Regions from separate parts of the Homo sapiens genome. Here region 1 is linked to region 2. The links are chromatin contacts, found by Hi-C or POLR2A ChIA-PET in ENCODE. All regions are on one chromosome and are shown on one strand. The core of a region is the stretch at or near the end of the contact, and the rest is flanking DNA. Distances in the headings are between cores, read along the strand shown. Region 1 overlaps ARL4D (ARF like GTPase 4D). Region 2 has its middle 28 kb from the start of LINC00910.

What was found. Hi-C counts contacts between places; a loop is a spot of excess contacts on that map. ChIA-PET counts read pairs that join two places held with the same protein, here RNA polymerase II (POLR2A). Pooled maps may share reads with other maps.
Region 1: a map of dorsolateral prefrontal cortex shows a loop between it and region 2 (3-fold over the local background). The contact joins two enhancer-like sites. A Hi-C loop is called at or near these places in 6 of 168 maps with a recorded cell type or tissue (CD4-positive, alpha-beta T cell, CD8-positive, alpha-beta T cell, Caco-2 and 3 more) and 10 of 50 pooled maps. POLR2A ChIA-PET finds 5 or more read pairs at or near these places in 44 of 52 experiments (A549, AG04449, AG04450 and 34 more).

What each region holds. Positions count from the first base shown.
Region 1 is chr17:43,400,303-43,406,708 of GRCh38, reverse strand. ARL4D (ARF like GTPase 4D) reads right to left here. Exons shown (of 2, transcript NM_001661.4): 2 at 5,572-6,406. The coding sequence ends at 6,371. Among named protein-coding and RNA genes, the nearest start is that of ARL4D, 4.5 kb to the right of the region's middle. RefSeq lists an enhancer at 1-337. Within about 2 kb of position 4,453, at least 4 of the 41 ENCODE cell types and tissues checked have a DNase peak (open chromatin) inside an H3K27ac peak, as active enhancers do; they include B cell, where a contact is called at or near this core.
Region 2 is chr17:43,359,246-43,362,305 of GRCh38, reverse strand. No RefSeq gene overlaps it. Among named protein-coding and RNA genes, the nearest start is that of LINC00910, 28 kb to the left of the region's middle. RefSeq lists silencers at 483-582, 1,033-1,092 and enhancers at 1,343-1,522, 1,568-2,263. Within about 2 kb of position 1,810, at least 38 of the 41 ENCODE cell types and tissues checked have a DNase peak (open chromatin) inside an H3K27ac peak, as active enhancers do; they include B cell, where a contact is called at or near this core.

The DNA of each region.
Region 1 (6,406 bases), core at 3,204-5,703, 42 kb before region 2:
CTCTGGTGAAAAAAATTTTAAAAAAATAAAAAATAAATAAGGAGGCCAGGTGCAGTGGCTCGTGCCTGTAATCCCAGCACTTTGGAAGGCCGAGCCGGGCAGATCACCTGAGGTCGGGAGTTCGAGACCAGCCTGACCAACATGGAGAAACCCTGCCTCTACTAAAAATACAAAATTAGCCAGGCATGGTGGCGCATGCCTGTAATCCCAGCTACTCAGGAGGCTGAGGCAGGAGAATCACTTGAACCCAAGAGGTGGAGGTTGTAGTGAGCCGAGATCGCGCCATTGCACTCCAGCCTGGGCAACAAGAGTGAAACTCCGTCTCAAAAAAGAAAAAAAAAAAAAAAAAGCAAGAGCACTGTAATGTCTCCTCTACCATATACACACATCTTAGCTTGAAAAAGCCTTGAGATCTGGGAATAGAGGATGAGGAAGCTGGATTTAATTTCCCTCCCACCCAACCTCTACACAAACACATAAACTTTGGCAGTATCTATGACAACTTTAAATACATACACCCTTTGACACAACAATTGCAACTCTAGGAATATATCTTATGGGAAAGCTTCCCCAAGTGTACCAAAAAATATATATGCAAGGAGGACCATGGCTGTGGGCAGACTGTGTCTTCAACAAGTGATTTAATTAATTAATGATGGTACATTCATACAATGGAATCTCATGTGGTCATCAAAAAGAATGAGAAAAATCCAGATGGAAGCCTTCCCTTCTGAAGCCCCTCCTCATGAGGGCAAAGATGGCAGTGGTATAATGGAATAATGGCATGCATGGAATAATGTCCAAGATATAAATGAGAAAAGCAAAACTGTTTGCTTTATATAATTCCATATATGTTCTATAGACATACCTCTTTTGTACATGCAGAGAAAAAAATTCCCAGAAGAATATATAAAAACCTGTTCACAACGGTTAGCTCTAAAGTTGAGATTATAAAGTTTCTTCTTTTTCTTTTTTTTTTTAGACAGGACCTTACTTTGTCCCCCAGGCTAGTGTGCAGTGGTGCAATCTTAGCTCACTGCAGCCTCGACCTCCCAGGTTCAAGATATACTCCTGCCTCAGCCTCCCAAGTAGCTGAAACTACAAGCATGTGCCACCATGTCTGGATAATTTTTGTATTTTTTGTAGAGATGGGGTTTCGCTATGTTGCCCAGGCCGGTCTTGAACTCCTAAGCTCAAGGGATCTACCCGCCTCAGCCTCCCAAAGTGCTAGCATTACAGGCATGAGCCACCGTGCCCAGCCAGTTTCTTCATTTTCTTTTTCTTTTTTTAATGTTTCATTAAACAAGTTGTGAGATTAGGTTTCTTCATTTTCTAAATTTAGATTTCTTCCACATAGAGATCTATAAGATCTATTACTTTTCCAATGAGGGAGAGAAAATTTTTTTTAAAAAGAAGGAGCTGGCCGGGTGCAGTGGCTCATGCCTGTAATCCCAGTACTTTGGGAGGCCAAGGCGGGTGGATCACCTGAGGTGAGGAGTTTGAGACCAGCCTGGTCACATGGCAAAATCCCGTCTCTACTAAAAGTACAAAAAATTAGCCAGACATGGTGGCATGTGCCTGTAATCCCAGCTACTCCAGAGGCTGAGGTAGGAGGATCACTTGAACCTGGGAGACGGAGGTTGCAGTGAGCCAAGATCATACCACTGCACTCCAGCCTGGGTGACAGAGAGAGACTCCGTCTCAAAACAAAAACAAAAACAAACAAACAAAAAACTCTCAGGGCAAAGTAAAAATTTAAAAAAAAAAAAAAAAAGGCTGGGCGCGGTGGCTCACGTCTGTAATCCCAGCACTTTGGGAGGCCGAGGCGGGTGGATCACAAGGTCAGGAGATCGAGACCATCCTGGCTAACATGGTGAAACCCCGTTTCTACTAAAAATACAAAAAAATTAGCCGGGCGTGGTGGCGGGCACCTGTAGTCCCAGCTACTCAGGAGGCTGAGGCAGGAGAATGGCATGAACCCGGGAGGCGGAGCTTGCAATGAGCTGAGATCACGCCACTGCACTCCAGCCTGGGCGACAGAGCGAGACTCCATCTCAAAAAAAAAAAAAAAAAAAAAAAAAATAGGAACATGGCTGGGTGTGGTGGCTTGTATTGCTAATCCCAGTGCTTTGGAAGGCCAAGGCAGGAGGATCGCTTGAGGTCAGGGGTTCCAGACCACCCTGGCCAGGCAAGAGGGCAAGGCCCCATCTCTACAAAAATAAAAAATAAAAAGAATAGGAATATCTAACATGTTCAAAAAAATTTTTTAAGGGAACAGCGAATACCCTCTTCTGGATCATCCAGAGGAGGAGGTCTCATGCATCCACCCACAAACTCCCCAACAGATGGCCTTGGAAATGAAGTGCAGCCACACTGCCCACCCTTTCCAGCTGAATGCTGGCCTGGGTCTCCCTTGCCACCCTCACTCCCTCCCTTTCCTCTCTACCCACTGGCCCCATTCAAAACAGGCTTGTGTTAGAGAACATGCTGTCCTGTGTGCTCCTAGCACTTGGGCAGAACTCAGCACTTCCCAGGCCCTGGTGGAGGTGTCCATCTCAAGAAAGACTTGCAATGACACGTGGTCAGGATAAAGGAAGGATGGGAACTTCTGGCCAGATTTGAGGCCAGACCTCTGCTGGGCTTAGGAGATAAAGCTCTCACTCCCCAGGAAGGGGAGTGAGAGAGCGGAAAGCTGGTCCTTAATCTAATCAAGGAGAGGGAAGAGGGAGGGAGGGGGGAATCTGAGCTCTGAGATAACTGTGCTCGCTCCCTGTCTCCTACCTCCTATCCTCTGCCCTGGGAGTACAAAGACCTGGCCTGGGAGGAAGGAGCTGGGTGCACTGCTAAGTGGCCGTGTATCCGCGGGCAAGTCACTGCCCACTCTGGGCCTTAGGGACTTCTTTCCTTCCTCTGTCTTCCTTGAGCCCTTGCAGCATGGAGAGGACTGGAAAGGGCATGGGAAAGTGGGGGACCACTGCCATCTTTGCCCTCATGATGAGGAGCTCCAGGAAAGGAAGGCTTCCATCTGGATTTTATGTTCCAACCTGTGCAAGAAGGGGTGGCTGGGTGGGGAAGGACAGCTCAGAAGAAAGCCTCAACTCTGGGGTTGGGCATGGTGGCTCACGCCTGTAATCCCAGCACTTTGGGAGGCTGAGGCAGGCAAATCACTTGAAGTCAGGAGTTCAGGACCAGGCTGATCAACGTGGCGAAACCCCATCTCTACTAAAGATACAGAAATTACCCAGGCATGGTGGTGCGTGACTGTAATCCCAGCTACTTGGGAGGCTGAGACATGGGAATTACTTGAACCGGGGAGGTGGAGGTTGCAGCAAGCCAAGATCGCACCGCTGCACTCCAGCCTGGGTAACAGAGGAGGAAAAAAAAAAAAAAAAAACGGCCTCTACTCTGGAACTCTGGGTCTACAGCAGGTTTCCCTCAACTTTACAGGCAACTAGCCTCAGCCACACCACTCTTGGCCCCCAAGGAAGAGCTCCTCAGCACCCATGCCAGGGTCTCGAAGAAATCCTACTTAATAGAGAAGCCAGTACAGGGCAAATATAACCTCACTCTCCATCCTGATCACACCCTCATTCCTTGCCCTTGCCCTGAGTTCAAAATGCAGAATCTCTGGGCAGGACTGGAGAGTGAGAGGTTCTCTCTCCCTCTCTCATCCTGCAGATAGGAAGTGATCCCTTCCCTTCCAGCTCTCCAGTCCCTTTGATGAGCCAAGGCAGGAGGATTATTCCAAAGCTCCTGACTCTGACCCGGCCACAATTTGTGGCTTTCTACTCAGAATTCCCCAGTGTTCCCCTCTCCCCACTACTCTGGCAGAGCAGTTGGCTTCTCCGTCTCTCTCTGACACAAGCCCCCATCTTCCTTTAGTGCCACCAGCTGGACAGTCAGGCCAGAGGGACTGGGGAAGAGCCTGGGACATTCAAAGGCCTCCTGTGGACCATGATCCCTGACCGCCCCCAGGGCTGGGCATGGGGAAGCAGAAGATACCTGTTTTAAGCAGGTAGGGAAGGAGTGTGGTTGGAAGAGCCAGAATCAGGAGCTGACATCTTGGAGGCCCCTCTGCTAGGGATTGGGGAACACCTCTGCACCTCTTCCCCCAAATCTGGAGACCTAAGTACACCAAGTGACAAGAAATGAAAATGTATAATTGAAGATTTTAAGACAAAAGAGCAGAATTTGGGTGGGGTGGGGAGGAAAGATCTCCTGGCAGGACAGAGGGTCAGTTCTGGCCAGTTCCTTTCCAGCCTGGACTGGGGCCTCAACCTGTCCTTGGGCTATAGGACTGTGCCCCAAAAAGACTGGGAGAGGAGTCGCAGGTGTGTCTGGGGGAGGGGCAGGTAGCACATGTTCCCAGCAGAACCAGCCCAGCAGTTCTGTCAAGCAGGCCCTAGCACTGACGCACACTTGGGCACCCTTCCGGATCAATGCACACTCACCCCAATCCTGCCAGCTACAGGGATGGGGAGGGGACCAAATCTGAGCTTCTGGCAGCGCTGGGTAGGAAGAAGCAAGTTCTTTAGGAAACCTTCCCCAGAAGTGGGGGTTGCCGGCACCTTCTCTTTCTCCCCAGGTCCTTTCATCTGATTCCGGAGAAGAGGAGACAGAATTGGGGAGAAGCAGGGTGTGAACGCTGAACCTGCTCTGGGGATTGTGTGTTTGCACAAAAGGTGGCAGGGGGTGGCTGGAGGGCTCGACAACTGGAAAGAATTGTGCTTGTTTTTTTTCTTTTTTAGAGACATGGTCTCCCTATGTTGCCCAGGCTGGTCTTGAACTCCTGGGCCCAAGCCATCCTCCTGCCTCAGCCTCCCAAAGTGCTGGGATTACAGGCGTGAGCCACTGTGCCCGGCCTTGTGCTTAGTTCTTACTCACTGCTCCCACCCAGAAGATTAAGAGGATCTAAGGGTTCTGTTATCAGACATAGCTGGCCCTGGTGCTGGTGAGTAGGGGCACTCAAGCCCTTGTAATATTAGCATTTTATTCTTACAATCACCACAAATACTGGGGGCTTATGTCTTCCCCCTTCTATCTTGGAGTCTGGAGGGTGTATGTCCAGCAGTCCTCTCTGCCACCAAGCACAAACAGCTACTACTTCTGCCCCTCTCGTGAGAAGAGCTACCATTCCCAGAGCTGGAAAACTCATGGCTTAGTCACCAGGGCCAGGCTGGCTCAATCCAGCCCAGGCCTCCCTAGCACCAGCCGCTGCCATCATGCCAGTGAGCCAGTCAGCAGGATTGAGTACACAGAGGTGACTTAAGGCCAGGGAGGAATTACTTTCCACTCTCACCACATCTTACAAGGAGGAAAAAAATCAAACCAACCTAAGACTGGGGAAGTGGGGAGGATGGGAACAGAATGGCTCTTTGAGGACTTACCTATATAGACTTAGGTGTCACCAAGGTCAAGAACCTAGGAGTAGCTCAGACTAGCAAAATTTGAAGTTAAATCTGCAAGGAGCAGTTGATATAAGGGACAAGTAAGACCCAGAGGATGAGGGGAGGGGTGTTAAATCAGAGAAAAAGGAAGTGACCCCACCCAAAAAACTACAGAGATCAGGCAATAGCTTGAGGGGTTTTCCACTCCCCCCTATAATTTTCACAAGCCATCCCGTAACACACAATCTAATTTTTATAAGTGCTTGCTTTGCAAATTCAGCTTCAAGATAAATCTCCCTCCCCCTGCGCCACAACCCCATATAGAAATCTTGAATTGTCTCTGGGGCAAGATAAGGAGAGGAAAATGCCCCAGACCAAGGTAAGAGCTACAGTTATCAGTCTTTAATAACTTACAGGCAAATGCTAAAAAATAGTTAATAACAATAATACAGAGGACACACACAGCTTATAAAAAGGGTCATGGATCTACAAATGTGGGGAGGGGTTCTTGGCACTTTCACAGACACAAAAATAAAAACTATGTGACTGGTATTCCTAGAAAAGCAGCCTGGGGAGACTCCCCAGTTGGGGGACAGAGGAAGGGGAGATAGTTATTTCATCCCAAACACATTCTCCAAGTCACTTCCATCCCCCCGCCCCCAAACACATCCAATTAAAAATTTTTAGCCAGAGAAGAAAAATAAGAAACAGGGTCGAGGTAGAGTCACAGTTTACATTTACGTCTCCACAGTCCTGCAGCGCCCACTTCTCCAGAGAGGATGAGAGAGATATGCAAAGACATCCCATCTCCCATCCCCACCCCAGTGTGGCACCAAAACGGGACACCCCATGCTCCTCTCTCCTTCATTGAGGTGGACAGGTCCTGCACCCCAGTCTGACTGAGAGGTCACAGGCTGGTCCCACCCTGCTGTCCAAGTGTGCAGACCCCTACTAGGTGGGAGGAAAGGGAGGGGGGGCTTGGGTCACCGTCTCTTCTTGCCACCCCGAGCTGCCTTCTT
Region 2 (3,060 bases), core at 561-3,060:
TCTCCATGTGTGCAGCTATACAAAATATGTAATTGCCGGGCGCGGTGGCTCAAGCCTGTAATCCCAGCACTTTGGGAGGCCCAGGCGGGGGATCATGAGGTCAGGAGATCGAGACCATCCTGACTAACACGGTGAAACCCCGTCTCTACTAAAAAATACAAAAAATTAGCTGGGCGTAGTGGGGGCGCCTGTAGTCCCAGCTCCTCGGGAGGCTGAGGCAGGAGAATGGCGTGAACCCGGGAGGCGGAGCTTGCAGTGAGCCGAGATCGCGCCACCGCACTCCAGCCTGGGCGGCAGAGCGAGACTCCCTCTCAAAAAAAAGAAAAAAAAAATGTAATTAGACGTCTGTAACACATGTAATAAAGCAAGTACAGCAAGATGACTTTAGGTGATGGGCATACGGGTGTTCACCAAACAATTCTTTCAACGTATGTGTGAAAAAAAGTTTAAAGTAATGTTGGATGCCAGCTAGGTCAGGACGAGATGGGGAGGGGGAGGGGGAAGGGAGGGGGAGGGGATGCGGAGGGGAAGGGAGGCGGAGGGAGAGGGGAGGGGAAGGGGAGGGGGAGGAGGAGGAAAGAAGAGCCTCCTAGAGCTCTTCGTGTCTTTTCCGTTGTGGGTTTTTCCTCCTGAAGGGCAATGAAGCCGAAGGAGCTTTCCCAAGATTCCAGTGATTTACAGGCGCTTTTCTGTTCAGTGGTTGGCAGGCAGGGCACGGCGGGGCATGCAAATTTAAAATGGCTGCTTCTCTCGGGAGTTATGGGAGCAAAAAAGGAAAGTGAATATCCTCCAAAATAGTAACAATATTACTTACGCAGGTGTTCAGATTTGGATAAAGATACACAATCTCAACGTAGGAGAGAGAGTTATTCAGGGTGCTATCTGTCACCCTGAGGTTAGGATGTGTGGGAGAAGGAGTACAGTGGCCGATCGTTAACATTTTCGTTTTGAAAACGGTGTTGATACAGTGGAAGGCTTGTGGTGTTGCTGGCCCTTGATCGCTGGAAGGATTCCGAGGTGTAGTTTTCGAAGCGGGAGTTTTGTTCGCATTGGGCGCTTAGCGTCTGTTACTGTCGCTAACGGGAGATTGTCAACGTGTTTGCATTGGGCCATTTGCATCAGTTGGGACCGTTGTTACTGACCTCCTAGGTTGTGTGTTGCGTTTACACGCTTAAATCCGGGTTTCACGGTCTCTTAGTACTCGCGTATTTAAGCTCATCGCGCGTACCTTACTTCTACGCGTTCACGTCGGTTCGTCCGGGCCTATCAGCGCCGCTGCTTTTAAATTGGCCGTGTGCGCTTTACGTTTGCACCTTTACGTCGGATCACTGGGGTCCATCAGCGCCGTAGTTTTTGAGCTGGCCGGGCGTGCTTTCGAGCGCTTAGTTGCTTTCGGTTTCACTTGGTTGCGGCGTGACGATCATTGAGTTAAAGGTTACTGCACTCACTTCAGTCGCCATCGGTCTCCGTAATCTGACTGCCCTTTGCTATTACTTGCTTCACTCACATACGATATGCGGACGGTCCTATTTAAGTTGAGCGCCCATACTTCACTATCCCAAGTGGGACTGCTTTTTCATTTACGTGTCTCTATCCGAGGCAGTATAAACATCTTTCCATTCAAGTTTACCGCATGTGTTTCACTATCGAGAGTCGGACTGCTTTTGGATTTACGTGGCTTTGTGGGATGCGGTATGAAGATCGTTGCATTCAAGTTTACCGCCTCTACTTCACTGCAGAATCTGACTGCCGTCAGATCTGTATGACAGATTGTTGCATTCGTTTTCTGCGGGTACGTCACTATCCAGTCTACTTTTTCCATTGACGTGGCTGAGTCATATGTAGTATGACTGTCAGAGACGTTGGAACCTGAAGCGACCCCATTTTGAGTGAGGGCTAGAAAAATGAGGCCGGGACTTACGGGCCTGCATTCTCAGAAGGATATTCCTAGCTTTCAGATACTTACGGTTAAGGGAACAAATTAATGTTTACTGAAGAGACCCGAGTGTCCAGATAGCTGGATATCTGGAGAACAAAGGCGTTCCTAATTTTGCTTTAAAGGTAGTAATAGGGATTCTTGCAAAATGTAATAATTAAAGTTAATTATCACAAACCCTTGTAACAGAACACCTCTCCCCATGTGTACAAGCATTGTACCTAGGGTGGATACGTTCCTTCTCTTAGTTTCAGGAACGCCCTTCTCTGTCTGTGGAGTAGCTGTTCTTTCACCACTTTACTTTCTTAATAAACTTGCTTTTATTTTGCACCGCGGACTTGCCCTGAGTTATTTCTTGCGCGAGACCCAAGAACCCTCTCTTTGGGTCTGGATCGGGGCCCTTTTCCTGTGACGTATTTCTGGCCACCACAGATGGGACTATAGTGCTTTGGGGAAGTGTTGGGGTCCTATAACATATTTCTGGCGAATGATGGAAGGGACGATACTGAAGAAACTCCCCCAACCCAAAGGAAGTAGACTGCAGCACTGCAGTAGTCAGTAGACTGACTTTGGGTAAGTGGTGGAGTGCCCGGGTAAAGAATGGGATTGGGTTAGAGGCCCAACTTAATGGAGTTAGAGTCTTTCCTAAAAGAGAGTGGGTTAGAGGCCCCTCTTAATAAAAGGCAAGGACACTTGACCGACCTCGGGTTAGAGGCCCGACCGAGGAGGGTTAGAGGCCCCTCCCAGTAAAGCCCCTCTCGGCTAAAAAACAGGTTTGACACCGCAGGCTATGCTCTTTGTATTAGTCTGCCTCGTCCTCCTTGTCTTGGTTGCTGTCTCCGTTTCAGTGTCATTTTCAGGAGACTTCATTTAACTGGTCTTAGGGATTTTAACTGATTCTTCTCCTATGTCCCTCCCGATTTCTGTCCGTTTGCTTGTGAAACACTGGGAACCAAAAGCATTGGAGGATCCGGCTCTAAAATTGCTGATTGAGATTTGATATTTAACAGCTATGAGCAGTAAGATTCGATAGATGTGGTTGTGTTTTGTTGCTGCTGTGCTGAGTGTGATTGAGAAGCACTAGGATGGAAATCAGGGGACTTTTCTCCTTGCTGTTTTGTTTG